Linked DNA regions of Homo sapiens: all the other regions are linked to region 3. Evidence: chromatin contacts called from ENCODE Hi-C or POLR2A ChIA-PET data. All regions are on one chromosome and are shown on one strand. Each heading gives the region's core, a stretch centred on a gene start or an enhancer-like site at or near the end of the contact. The rest is flanking DNA. Distances are from core to core; before and after follow the strand shown.

Region 1 (4,975 bases), core at 902-3,401, 130 kb before region 3:
TGTAAGTCCACACTATTTTATTGATTTTAGTAGAAACGGGTTTTCACCATGTTGGCCAGGATGGTCTCGATCTTTTGCCCTCGTGATCTGCCCGCCTCAGCCTCCCAAAGTGCTGGAATTACAGGAGTGAGCCACTGCACCCGGCCGAAGTATTCCATTTCTTGAGGCAGAAAAGACTTCTCTGTGGTGACATTAGATATGAGCCTTCTAAGAGGTGTGTATTATGATGGCAGGAGAAAGAGGAGAATGGAGTCCTAAGCGGGAGCAACTGTGTATTAACACAAACATGGAAGGATTCTACATACGCTGTTAGTAAGGAAAAATCACCAGGCAGAGCTGGAGCTGAGATTATAATCAAGGGTCTTCAGTGGAGCAGCAGAGCCAGGTGGAGTAGTGTTAGAAGACTACTACTAACATGAGTAGTGTTAGTACTACTAACATGAGTAGTGAGGAATAACATGATAAGGAATTTGAAGACAAGTGGGGAACCATGGAAAAACTTGAACATAGCAATGAGATTATTTGATCTCTGATTTAAGATGAAAATCTGGCAGTAAAGGGAAGAATGGGTGGCGAGTTAAAGGAGCCAAAATGCCCCTTAGCTATTCAAAGAGGATGATAATGTAATAATGCCAGCCTGAATTCAGGTAATGGTAACGCACAAGAAGAAAAGAAGAATTCACCAGCCACAATGGCCAAAGATCAGCCAGGGTTAGTAAATTAAAGATAATTACAATTTCTGACTTTAGTGGCTGGCAGATAGTAGTATCACAAAATAGGACAGGGACAAGACCAAAAGCAATCAGGAATAAGTGCTACTTAAATCAGAAAAATACTCAAAATGCTGAACACATGCTGGTGTAGTCTCAAACAAAACTGGGTGATGGCATTTTCTATAATGACTGTGTAGTCTGCCATGGCGGGTGGCCCAAGGAAGTGATAACAGGGGCAGAGGATCTCTAGGTCACGTGTTCAAAGTCATAATTCTCAGGTGTCTAAAACTTGTTCATATATCTGACAGCTGTTCAATGACTGATGTGAAAAGAATCAGAGGTTTTAGTTTAGGGTCTAGCAAAACAGATGTTCCCCTTTATAACTGACACCTTTGTTATGATAGAGGAGAGTTTTTTGAAAGAAATTAAATCAGTTCTAGTCCTTAGATTGCCTGCTGAGATGTTTTTGGACTAGTCAGAGTCTGTTTTTTCTTTTTGTTGTTGTCGTTGTTGTTGTTGTTTTTGTGTTTCCCAAGAGCATCCCACTATGGCATAACGATTTGTTTGAAATGTTTAAATTTTTTAAAAATCAAAGGTAGGAGTTGTCTAAGAGTGATAAGGCAGTCATTTAATATAGCTCTTTCCGCTGCTTCTATCTTTCTTTATTCTTTTGCAGTCGCTTGCAAAAGGTTATCTGCCACATTACAGGTCTGTGTTCATTTCTTTATCAGCATATGATCTATAAGAAAACATTCAGCCTGGAGCGGTGGCTCTTTTTCCCTTTGAAAATAGTGCAGTGGCACCACGGGGTTGTTTTTTGTTTTTTGTTTTTTCGTTTGTCTTGTTTTGTTTTGTTTTGAGATGGAGTCTCTGTCACCCATGCTGGAGTGCAGTGGTGCCATCTCGGCTCACTGCAACCAACCTCCATCTCCTGGGCTCAACCAATTCTCCTGTCTCAGCCTCCCAGCACCTGCCACCAGGCCCAGCTAATTTTTGTGTTTTTAGTAGAGTCAGGGCTTCACCATGTTGGCCAAGCTGGTATCGAACTCCTGACCTCAGGTGATCCACCCACCTCGGCCTCCCAAAGTGCTGGGATTACAGGCGTGAGTCACTGTGCCTGGCCGGTTTTTGAATTATCTAATACTTTAAAATATGTTTCCTCCCTTTTAAACCCAAAGTTCTAAGTGGGAGGATATGTGTCCTGGGCATTAAGTGGGAGATGCAGATAGTTCCTGAAGACCTCCACAGCAGTAGACTTCTTGGGCTACAGGGGAGCCCACTTTCTCCAGGGACCATATTTGTTTAACTTGTCCCTGCATGTGGACTGCCCTGTGGCAAACCACTGTAAAAGAATGAAGTCTCCTAAGAATTGTGCTTGAGTTTGTACATTCCTTGGTGTCGGCTAAAGCCACAGGAACTTTGGCAGTATTTTGAAGTTACACCCGTTCCCTATTGCAATGCAGGTCTGTGAAATAATGCCTTAGCTCTGCCAAAAACCACAGTGATTATCAACAGTGTAAATAATCAAGTAAAAGCACTTTTCCACAGCCCAGTGACTAGATTGTCAAGAATGCAAAAAGTAGTAGCAAAAATTGATTGCCATTTGCAAAGATAATTTCTATCTGAATTATATTACTGTATTGCAACAGCGATGCATAATGTGTGTCCAGCATCTTTGTAATAAACATTTTAGGTTTAATTTAGAAATCTCTGAGTCATTAGAAAAGTTCTTTCTCATTATGATGAAGGGGCCATGGTGAACTCAGCACTATTACAGTCTAAAGAGGGAAAAGAAACAGACAAGCAAGCTACACGTGTGAGAAGCAGAATTGCTCCTAGCTGAAACAATAGGAAAAAGTTCAAAATATAGATAGCTGCCTATTATTGAATAATTAATATAAGTATGGCTGTTTTACATTATCAAGCAGCCTGAGTATTTTCAATATTCCAATACAATGTGATATGGTCATTGATTTGTTGTTGTTTTAAACTCTTCATTTCTGCGAGGAAAAGAAGACTTCACATCTAGCAAACAAGGTCAAATAGATCAACTAAACTAGACCTTTCCGCCCCTCACAGATACCCCTTGTGCTGCTGCTTCAATTATTCCTGACATTGGTATTCAATAACTCAGGCTGGCAAGATGGTTTTAGAGCTCCACCCCAACCCTACACTGCTGGAAAATCTTATTTAAATTGAATTTTTCACTCTTCATCTCTTCGTTTCAGAACCAGGAAGATGTCTGCTGAAAAGCATCAGGCTGGCTGGCATGGTGGCTCAAGCTTGTAATCTCAGCACTTTAGGAGGCCGAGGTGGGCAGATCGCTGGAGGTCAGGAGTTCGAGACCAGCCTGGCCAACATAATGAAACCCCATCTCTACTAAAAATACATAAATTAGCCAGGCATGGTGGCCCATGCCTGTAATCCCAGCTACTCAGGAGGCTGAGGCAGGAGAATCGCTTGAACCCGGGAGGTGGAGGTTGCAGTGAGCCAAAATTGCGCCACTGCACTCCAGCCTGGGTGGCAGAGCGAGACTCTGTCACAAAAACAAAAACAAAAACAAACAAAAAAAAAGAAAAGCATCAGGCCTTACTGGAAATTAATGCAACGGAAACATAATTCTCTTGAGCCTTGGGCCTTCTCTCGAGATTAGTAGGTGTGACTCAGTGGTTCAAAACCAGGCTGTTTATATGAGTGGCCTAAGGGGCTTTTTAAAAATACTGATCGCTAAGCACAGCCTTCTCCAGGGACCATTTAATTAAAAATCTGACGAGGGTGGGGGCCAGGCATCAGTCTGTCTATAAGCCCACCTCCCCGCCCCACTACCCAGTGAGTCTAATGTCCAACCCAATCAGTTTCATGTTCTAGCATGCCTGTGAGGAGAGAGAATTTTGTGAATGTTTGCTTAGGAATGTTTGCACCTGTTTACCCTAAGAGCCAGTGTGCTCAAACTTAGATGTCCATTGGAGACACCTGGAAGATTTTAAGATCAATGATATTTGGGTCTTACCCTGGAGAGATTCTGAATTTCTGTGAGTGGACAATCACCCCCAGGTGATTCCAATGTGTAGCCAAGTTTAAGAAACACTGTTCTCGAGCTATGAAATCCATGAGGGCTGCGCTTATTCACTTACTTCAAAGCCTGAGGAAGTGCATTACGAGTATTTACAAGATAGGACTCAGTGTAGCCAGTAAACGGCCCACTAAAAAAAAAAACAAAAAACAAAAAAAAAAAAAACAGGATTCCCTCCTGTGTCAGAACTATCAGATGCTGATGACTAGACTGTGCAGAAATAAGCACATAAATGAGTGTCTATTTTGAGTAATAAGATGAGTAGTATCCATAGAAACAACTGACGAATAATCATCGTAGCTAATTAGATAAGTGATTTCCAAAACCTATTTGAATGATAACTAACGTAATAAACTTCAAACTTCATATTCAGCGACATATTTTTCCCTGCTCCTCTTAATGGTCTGTCAAGAGTTGGCAATCGCGTCAATAGAAGTCATGTTTTTAATCCTCAACGATGTTGATTTACCCTCTCAGAAAGAATTACTGAGTGAAGACTGAAGTAGCATTCAGCCATGAGCATAGGTTTTGGAGTCAAACAGAGCAGGATCTGAGCCCCTTGCTCTGCTGTTTGTTAAGCAGTCAGCCTCGGGAACATGGCTGAACCACCCTGCTCTGTGTTCTCCTCAGTACAAAGGAGGTGATACTATCTATTCCATGGCACTGCTATAAGGATTAAAGACAATTTCCCTCTTAAAATGCTTTGCACAGAGCTATTACTAGAAAAATCACAGTATTGTTAAAATCATTTCCTAAATTTGGGGGCTGTTGGGAGTTAACATGATAACAGAACTAAATTACTCTGGGCCAGGCACGGTGGCTCACGCCTGTAATCCCAGCACTTTGGGAGGCCGAGGCAGGTGGATTACCTGAGGTCAGGAGTTCGAGACCAGCCTGGTCAACATGGAGAAACCCCATCTCTACTAAAAATACAAAATTAGCCTGGTGTGGTGGCGCATGCCTGTAATCCCAGCTACTCGGGAGGCTGAGACAGGAGAATCACTTGAACTTGGGAGGCAGAGGCTACAGTAAGCTGAGATTGCACCACTGCACTCCAGCCTGGGTAATGGAGCAAGACTCCATCTCAAAAAAAAAAAAAAAAAACAACTAAATCACTCTGTAAAAGATGACCATGTATAGAGGTCACACAACTCTTTATTGCCATCTCGCCAGAAAACACAGTAATGCA
Region 2 (4,615 bases), core at 2-2,501, 220 kb after region 3:
CCAAAGTGTTTCTTGAGCACCTGCTATACCAGATACTGTGTTTTTAGGTTTTGGAGATAAATAACATTAGGTCCCCTGTGTTCTTTTTTTCTTCACACTCTATAAAGGGCAGACAGATGAAAGGATAGTAGAAGGAGTTATATCGTAGAAGAATTTTTAATGATACTGAGAATTACAGATAATTTTAAACACTTTTAAGATGTTGCAATTCTGTGCTGTTTTATATGATGTTAGAGATACCATAAAAGAAATGACTCAAGGGACTTGGGAACTAGATATACAAGTTGAGCTTCTGTATGTAGGTCAGGTGGCAGTATGTTGAGATACATAGAATAACACAAAGGGTTTTTTAATGTAATAATACATTATGGAAAGAATTATACTTGGGCAGCAGGTTCCACATTGATTATAATCTGTGGCAGATTACTCTTTAAAACAATCAAACTTTTGTATTGTTGAACGCATTTTATGAGAAGAGAACTGTAGGTTAGTTCACCAACTGAATGTTGTTTTTGCTGAAACTGGGTTTTGCTAAAACTGCCATTCTAATGCTCTTATTCCTTAAGCCTAAACTTAGATGGTTAAATATTACAACCGTACATTATGTACAGTCACTTGAAAAGGATTTGATTTGGGCATTTCTCTGTAAAAGCTTGACTTGTGCCCTTTTTTTTTTTTTGGCTGAAAATGGGGGATGAAATCAAGGATATATTGATTTTAATTATTTGCTAAAGACATATTTATTGAATATTTATGGAGAGCCAGTGCCAAGAATTCTGAGGGATATGAAAATGCTTGTTAGTAGGCTACCATGGAACTTAGTTTAGTAGGTGAGAAAGTCTTGAATGTGAATAGCTGAACAAGTAATACAAGTTGGCAGTATTTTATGGGTGTTACAAGTGATGACTTAGGTTCAAAGGAATAAGCAGTTATTTCTAGCTGGAGGAATCAGAAGGCTTCATGGATGTAGGACTTGAAAGGCATCTTATGGACATATTAGTAGAAGATGTACTAATTGGAGCAAACAACACTGGGAAAGTCCTGATGATTTAAAGCTTCTCTGATGTATCTTAATTTTATTACATAACCGATGTTTAACAAATGATTGGATTATTAATATTACCATTTTTTGGTCTTAAAAAGAATATTGTTGTGTTAGATGATTCAGCATAGTATTGTAGTTCTCAAAGTGTGATCCTTGGCAGCATCAACATCTCCTGCTAACTTGTTGGAAATGCAGATTCTTGGCTGAATCCCATATCTAGCCGTTGAGTCAGAAAGTGGTGTGGGATTCAGCACCCTGTGCTTTAACAGGTCTTATTTTGACAGAGCCACTTCTACTTAATGACTACCTTTTTAAAAATGCGGTAACTGATGCTCACTTTGGCAGCACATATGTTAAAATTGGAATGATACAAAGATTAGCATGTCCCCTGCACAAGGATGACACACAGTTTTACAAAGTGTTTCATATTTTTTATTACGCACTGCATGCCTGTATCAAAATGTCTTGTGTACTTCATAAATATATACACCTACTGTGTACTCCAAAAAATTAAAAACAAAAGAAATGTGGTATCTGTATCAACTGTATTGGCTAATAATGATTAATAGCCCATTCCATAATTTGATTAAAAGTCATTCCTTAGCTTACTATTTGAAATATAAAATCTTTGTCAGTTTGGAGGGTAATTTTTTTACTTGGAAATTTGAAAACTTGGAAATTGAATAAATAAATGAGCTATTTTAATTGTCTTAGTGAATCATAAAGAAAATTGCCAGCACTTCTCCATGGCACGTCAAGTATACTGGCTGTTTTATTGCCTCCTAGAATTTAAAAATGAGTTATTGTAGTCGTTGGTTATATATATATTCATATATGAAACATGTCCTGATGTATATTTTTCATTCTTGTGAAATAAAAAAGACACTTGTCAGTTTTATACTAAATGTTTTTTAAAATCCTGTTAATTCATTATTTCTAATTAAATGCTAATAATTGAGGAACGGCCAGACTGTTTTCCAAAGGACTGCAGCATTTTGCATTTCCACCAGCAGTGAATGAGGGTTTCAGTTTCTCATCTTTCTCATATCCTTGTCAACCCTTATCACTGTTTTTTTGTTGATTGCCATCCTAATGGCACCTCATTGTGATTTTGTTCTGCATTTCTCCTGATAGCTGGTGATGTTGAGCGTATTTTCATATGCTTATTGGCCGTTTGTATTTTACTCTTTGGGGTATCTGTTCAGATTTCAAAATTGGCTTGTCTTTTATTGAGTTGTAGTATTTCATATATTCTGGATGCAAATGTTATGATTCATATCTGTGATATGATTTACACAACTTTTGTCCTGTTCTGTGGGTTTTCACTTTCTTGATGTTGTCTTTTGAAATGAAAATGTTTTACATTTCTATGATCTCAGTTTATTGTTTTTTTCTTTTGTTTCTTGTACTCTTGGTGGCATATCTATGAAACCATTGCCTAATCCAAGGTCATAAAGATTGACCTGTATGTTTTCTTCTAAGTGTTTCAGAGTTTTAGCTCTTAGTTCTATAACCCAGTTTGTGATAATTTTTTATATGGTGTGAAGTAGGGTTCTAAATTCATTTCTTTTGCATTTAGCTGTTCAGTTGTCGTAACACCATTTGTCAGCCTCAGTTACAGTGACAGATTTTTATGAATTTTTATCTAGACTTTCTAGATCTTACTAGCAGTTGAGATTTTGAGTTTTACTATTCTCATTGCATTGTCAATTAAGAGAATAAACTTATTAAGTATTGAAGAAAAAGATGCCGTGAGTTAAGCACTGTGTTCCCTTTTAGGAGTCTTTAAGGAGAAACTGGAATAGGTTTTTGAAATTGATAGGTCACACATTTTTTAAATGAGAATGAGAGAATGGGAGAAAGGCCTTCCAGTAGCTGAAGATTTTCATTTAAAGCTGAGGAGTTTGTTTATTTAGCCCTATAGCACGTAAGAAATAGTTAATAGTTAGACATATTTGAATCATAGAGAAGAATGATTTTTCAAATAATTACTAATAGAACTGTCTAATAACTTGGTAAAGTAGTGCCAATTATTGGAGGAGCTCAAGTGAGGTTGAATGATGGGTCATTAAAAGTACAGAAATGATTTCTGCATTGAAAACAAAGGTTGTTGACAGAGTTCTGGGATTTCTAGTTAGTCATGTGACTATGCTAGGATTTCCATTTTCTTTCACATTTGTGAAGGTTTTCTGCTTGGGATCCATCCTTCCCCAGACTTCTGTCAAGTTATTGGAAGGAAAGTGAGGGAAAACAGGAGGTATTGTCTTGCAGGATTAAATGATAGAAATACTCCAGTTTTTGATTAGCTAATGTTATTATGCCTTACCCTGAAAATTGGTCTCATCGCTTGATCTAGTTCTTTCTGGCTTCTTTAGTTCTTTGTTCTTTAAGTAACAGTGAAGAGTGAGAATGAGAGACACTAGCAACAGTGACTGTTGAGATGAGAACTAAACATTAAAGTATCCTCTAACATCAAATTTGTGCATTGTTGTGGTTTGTAGATTGTGAATTGAAGAAAGCTGCATGAATTGTAGGAAAATGTAAATCGTGATAGTGTAAATGGAATTTCTTTGTCATCCTTTCATGAAAATAAAATTTACTGATTCAGGGAATTATGTTCTTATTTTGTAAATGATCCACTTGAGTAGATTGTTCAAAATGTACTCAGGAGAAAATGTACTAGTGCGTATTTGTACTTTTTGATGGGTATGTTTGAATCATATGTTTTAAGGTTTGGAAAAATCTGATTATATAATCTGATTGAGGCAAATGAATGAATTCAGTCACCTGGTTTTCAGTCAGAATATTTTGAGAATCTTTTAGCTATAATGCTCTGAAACTTCAAAGTAAAATATTAAAGCAGAATTGGAAGCATGAGAAAATTAGGTATCTTTTTTCTTTGAAGTGAGATTTTTGGAATAATCTTTTAAATAGGAAAACCTTTTTGAGCTTAGCCTCTTCCATGTTTAAAATATTTATCTTGTTTGCCCAATTGTAGGGGTTTTCTCTGTTAAAGATTTGAGCATAGTCTGAATCTCTTTGGTTGGAAATAATTGGCTCCAAATGAAAGCTTCTTATCAGTGATGTTGGTGTAGGTATGCTCAATGAGTGATGTAAATCAATTAATATGAAGATGTTATATAACTTTTTAAGGCTTGAATTTTAAACTTTTGTTAATGTATGTACTTTATGATTAGGAAGGTAAATACTGTTTTTAGTATGATATGAGTTCTCTCTTGAAGTTACTGTACATTTTTAAAAAAACTATTACAATATACTAATCAAGATTTTCTTTTTGTCTGTTTTTGAATGGACCACTTAAAGATTGCTGCTGTTCACAGGTTTCTCTGCAGATTTCTTATAGGAGTTAGCAAAAGACTTCTATTTCCCCTCCTCTCAATTAAAAGATACAAGACACATGTGTGCGACACAAGACAAAATGTGGGGAGAATATTGCTCATGATGTTTGGTTTTCTGTGGCTGACTTTTTTCATAATGTTTAACAGTTCTATTACTTGAATTTAGAGAGGGATTCATTGTGCTAAAAAGTACCTCCACATTCAACTGTAA
Region 3 (4,524 bases), core at 831-3,330:
TGCTAACCCTCTGCTGGCATGACCCTGAGAGTGAAGGCCTCCTTAAATTCTGCTCCACCCCCCACCTCCCTCAACTCTGTAGTACTGGCACTGTTAAAGAGGTAACCCTGGAACCGTGCCTGGATCACACAGAGGCTCAAAAAGTGTTTTTTGGTCCTGTTTGCCTCATAGGTATCTTTTGAGATGTACATAAGAAAAAAAATAGATGCATGTGCTGGTGCAGTGCTATATAAACATGAGCTGATGCTAAATCACTATTGTAGTTATTCATTGCATTGCTGTTATTAGCAAAGATAATGTGTGTGTATACAATAGATATTATGGTTGTTCGAAGAATTTAACTGAAATAATGTATATCGCCATGTTGAAAGTAGCCCTTTAGGATTGATTTTTTTCCTAAATACGAAGTATAAACTTTGTTAAAGTTAAACAAACAAACAAAAGACAATGACCTCTGAGTGGAAGACTGACATGAAGAAAGCACTGAGTTAACTGAGAAGAATCCAAAGAATCATTGACGTACCTAGGCTTTCATCCTAGTCTGTCAGCTGAATTTTTACCCAGAATAGCAACTAAGAAAGTACTTAAACCTACTCTTGTCTTAATCTTCACAGAATTTTACTTTTTCACACATGGCTGTCATATCTTTATTCTGCTTCTTTGTAATATTAAAAATATTTTGCAGGAGCACTTTACCCAACACCTGTTACTGCCTTAGGTCAACAACTGGACTTACCTTAGGTCAGTTCCTCCTAGGATACCTGGAGCCTGGCCATTTCTGGGCATGTCCCCTTGTGAGCTGTGTGCAAGGAGCCCCAGAGTCCTAGAATCCTATGGGTGTAGACTGGTTTCCTTAGACCCAGCCCCACAAAAGAGAACATGAAACTAGAGAAATAAGCAGGTAGATCCCAGACCATGCCTACTCTGCTCAATAAATAGCAAAATAAAATAATAATAATAATAATAATAATAATAATGATTTATTTGAACATTGTAGATTTACTACCTCTTCTTTGCCAGTGTTTCATGAAATTTCCAGAGTAGAATACATGGCTTAAATAATATATTTCCTCCTCATTTATCAGACTTCTTGCACTCAGCATTGTTAATTATATTGTGGAGGGTGAGAAGCATGAAGCGTGGCGATATATTATGATCCAAATACCACACTAAATAAACATCTGGAAATGGATCATTTATAACACAACTGTTATAGGTTAGTGAGTGTATTTTAGGGTAAGCCGGGGAATACATATATAGCTTACAAAAAAATACGCTTAAAATCATAAACAAATGACCTACTTGTAGTTTTGTCCTCGTTTTCAGTAATAAGCCCTTTTCATGTGAATCCACAGTTGTCACTTACAAAGAAATGCTCTAAAGCTGAACTCTTTTATAATAGCATTATAATTTTAGACTGACTCCTGAGCTCCAAACCACTTAGAAACTTTTTACCAGCTCTGAAATAGATAGCAGGGTAATACTCATTTAATTCCTTTGCACAGTAATCTGATGGCTGAATATGCTTCAGAGATTCTTTTAGGGCTAGCAGGGGAATGAAATCAATCATAGTGCATAAATTACAAGAAAAGTGCTGTTGGTGTCAATTACCTAAGCTCTATGAATGTAAGTCTTCTAATTTCCTGTTAAATCAGTAATGTTACCAATCTTACTCTATTATTTTAAATAGGACTGTAACTGCAGTTGCTAGGAGTTGAATGAGGGCAGACAAATGTGAATAGTTAATGAGTCTCAGCAACTAATAGCAAGTTGAAGGTGTCAATAACAGGGATATTATAACATGACTCTCAAAGCTCCACCCTGGTGTCTACAAAAGAAGGTTTAATTCTTTCTTTTTTTTTTTTTTTTAATTTGTGCCCCTATACCCTCCCTAAATCAATGTAGTACACAGCAAATGCCAGGTGAATGTAGGTGTTCCTATTGCCATAGTGAGTTCCTACCTTCCCCCAAAGATAATGGCCCTGAGTTGGTACAGGAAGTCTTGGCTGCACTTTCCCTAGTAATCTACCCACCCCCACTGCTAGCGGCTGCATTTCACTGACTCATAGTTTCCAAGTATGATCAGCATGCTAACAGGAAAGATACAGTCACTGGGCAAAGCAGCAGCCCTGGAGCGCTGGCCAAGGCCTATCCAATAACTGCCACCATTGATGGCAAAAAGGAAATAAGGAACACAACAACAATGACACAAAAACCTAGAGTACAGGAACGTTTTAAGAATCAAACCCCTGCTGTTTGTCGTTTCTTCAGCACACCCAGTGCTTCCCAGTACACAACAAACTGGATGGGGGAGTGGGGTTTTATTTACCATTTGGCTATCAGTTCACGTCCTATTCTCTAAAAATAATAAAATTGGTCGATGGCGTTTCACACTGAATAATATTACAGGAATCAAACTGGCTGGGAGCCAAAGTTACGCTGAGGTTTGGCTAGGCCTGGATTTGTGTCCGAGGGTATCAAATACTGTATGATCAGGTTAGGTTTTGCAGTGCGTTGCAGACTTCCTCCTGTTAGGAAACATTCTCACAAACGGCACACAGACTACCCTATTCAGCCAGTACTTAAACAGGAAACCATTCCACCCTTCTGCTTTCCTTGGTAAAGCCTTATCTTTGAGTCAAAGAAATGTAACTTTCTAAATCGCCTCCATTCTTTTTTAGTTTGCATTCTTTTGTTTGTCAGCATTTTGCAAATTTGCAGGTATCTACAGTTCCCTAACCCCATTCTCAAGTGCCCTATTATCCCCAATTTCACTCTCAGAATACTTCATGAAAAAGAAGAATCCTATGACAAAGGATAACTATTATTAAGTCAATTGTCAACCCATCAGATGAACCAAATAGCTAAATTCTAAATAGATTTAAATAACCGGTGAAGAGCTCAAGCAAAGTCAGGTCTTAAAGTTATATTTAGTCACTTGGTCAGTTCTCTAACTGCCTAATAGGCATTCTCAGAAGAGAAGTTTGCTTTAGCACTATGAGATTTAAATGTAAAACAGAATAAATAAATAGATACATGGAATAGAACAGAATAGAATGGGAAGAAAGCAGCCCACGTCAACTCTAATACAACTTGTCACTATGGGAACATTTGTTAGAACTGAAGAAGATTAAGGCCAAGGAAACTGGCAGATCTCCCAGTACAGATTTCCTAGGCTAAGAAAAGGCCACAGCGGCCGGGCGCGGTGGCTCATGCCTGTAATCCCAGCACTTTGGGAGGCCAAGGCAGGCGGATCACGAGGTCAGGAGATCGAGACCATCCTGGCTAACACGGTGAAACCCCATCTCTACTAAAAATACAAAAAATTAGCTGGGCGTGCTTGTGGCCGTCTGTAGTCCCAGCTACTTGGGAGGCTGAGGCAGGAGAATGGCGTGAACCCGGGAGGCGGAGTTTGCAGTGAGCCGAGATAGCACCACTGCAATCCAGCCAGGGCGACAGAGCAAGACTCTGTCTCAAAAAAAAAAAAAAAAAAAAGAAAGAAAAGAAAAGAAAGAAAGAAAAGAAAAGAGAAAAGAAAAGGCCACAGCGATCCTATATGTGGCCCCAGTCTGTCTTGAATCATGAGTAAGGACACTGTCGTAAATTAAGCTGAAATATTTAGAATTATGACACTCATTTGACTGTATGAGGATTAGAGGGAAACTTAGAGGAACAAACTCAATTTGCACATATGGAATCTGAATCACAGTGAGATCCAGGGGCTGTAGAAGTCGCAGAACTTATTAATAATGGACTAGAGTCAGGATCCCCTAGTCCGCAACCTCTGGAATGTTCCACTGCCAGTCTAGCCATATCTGGTTTACCTTACAGATTATAAGGTACTTAAATGCTGATTAGTTATCTATTTTCAACCTCTGTGACTGTAAATGAGATTAGAAAGTTTGTATGATGGGAAATTCAATGGCGCATCATGTGATACTGAGAGAAGAAATGTGCTTATGATAAAATCCTTTCCGACACAAATAACTCTGCAAAGGTATTGAAGAGCGCTGGGTCTGTACACATTGTGATGTTATTATTAGCCAAGACTCTAGCTATGTTTATATATCCAGTCAGGTGCAAGGGAAAAAAAAAACCCCTCTAAATTCCTCAAGAAAGATTTACGTAGTGCATAGTCTTTCACTCAGAAATTGAATTATTTCTTGTTTTAATACAAAACTGTCGATTTTTATGAAATCATTTCAGAAACATGCCTTATCAGGGAATGTTGTAAGATTTTCCAACATCAAAAAAAATGCTCTGGTAGAATCATCATGGGCATTTTGAGTGGAAAAAAAAAAACTTCACAAACTCAAAAGCACTGTACTTAACGATCAGGAATTATTGTTGTTGTCACTGCTATTATCCTCTTTTTCCAGAAGGATCCTATGAAAGTTATTCAAAAATTTTGGGTGGAATGAACAGGTCTCAGATCACAGTAGCCTAGTTCAAAGTCTGAAGGTTGTGTGAGCTGTTGCTTGAATTTAAAAAGAGAGGAAAGGGAAAGGGTGAGGTGGACAGGAG

The links. Hi-C counts contacts between places; a loop is a spot of excess contacts on that map. ChIA-PET counts read pairs that join two places held with the same protein, here RNA polymerase II (POLR2A). Pooled maps may share reads with other maps.
Region 1: a loop to region 3 is called in a pooled map, with 4 times the contacts of the local background. The contact joins two enhancer-like sites. A Hi-C loop is called at or near these places in 2 of 168 maps with a recorded cell type or tissue (ascending aorta and astrocyte of the cerebellum) and 3 of 50 pooled maps. POLR2A ChIA-PET finds 5 or more read pairs at or near these places in 3 of 52 experiments (BJ, PC-9 and activated CD8-positive, alpha-beta memory T cell).
Region 2: a loop to region 3 is called in a map of left cardiac atrium, with 5 times the contacts of the local background. The contact joins two enhancer-like sites. A Hi-C loop is called at or near these places in 8 of 168 maps with a recorded cell type or tissue (CD4-positive, alpha-beta T cell, CD8-positive, alpha-beta T cell, Right ventricle myocardium inferior and 4 more), 6 of 37 single-sample maps with no recorded cell type and 12 of 50 pooled maps. POLR2A ChIA-PET finds 5 or more read pairs at or near these places in 4 of 52 experiments (B cell, CD8-positive, alpha-beta T cell, OCI-LY7 and 1 more).

Annotation. Positions count from the first base shown.
Region 1 is chr3:177,475,852-177,480,826 of GRCh38, reverse strand. All of the region lies in intron 1 of LINC00578 (long intergenic non-protein coding RNA 578), which reads right to left. Among named protein-coding and RNA genes, the nearest start is that of LINC00578, 36 kb to the right of the region's middle. Within about 2 kb of position 2,151, at least 15 of the 41 ENCODE cell types and tissues checked have a DNase peak (open chromatin) inside an H3K27ac peak, as active enhancers do; they include PC-9 and ascending aorta, where a contact is called at or near this core.
Region 2 is chr3:177,122,880-177,127,494 of GRCh38, reverse strand. All of the region lies in intron 1 of TBL1XR1 (TBL1X/Y related 1), which reads left to right. It also overlaps the pseudogene RNU6-681P. Among named protein-coding and RNA genes, the nearest start is that of TBL1XR1, 72 kb to the left of the region's middle. Within about 2 kb of position 1,251, at least 2 of the 41 ENCODE cell types and tissues checked have a DNase peak (open chromatin) inside an H3K27ac peak, as active enhancers do.
Region 3 is chr3:177,343,352-177,347,875 of GRCh38, reverse strand. No RefSeq gene overlaps it. Among named protein-coding and RNA genes, the nearest start is that of LINC00501, 51 kb to the right of the region's middle. RefSeq lists enhancers at 1,788-2,305, 2,826-3,345. Within about 2 kb of position 2,080, at least 34 of the 41 ENCODE cell types and tissues checked have a DNase peak (open chromatin) inside an H3K27ac peak, as active enhancers do; they include PC-9 and ascending aorta, where a contact is called at or near this core.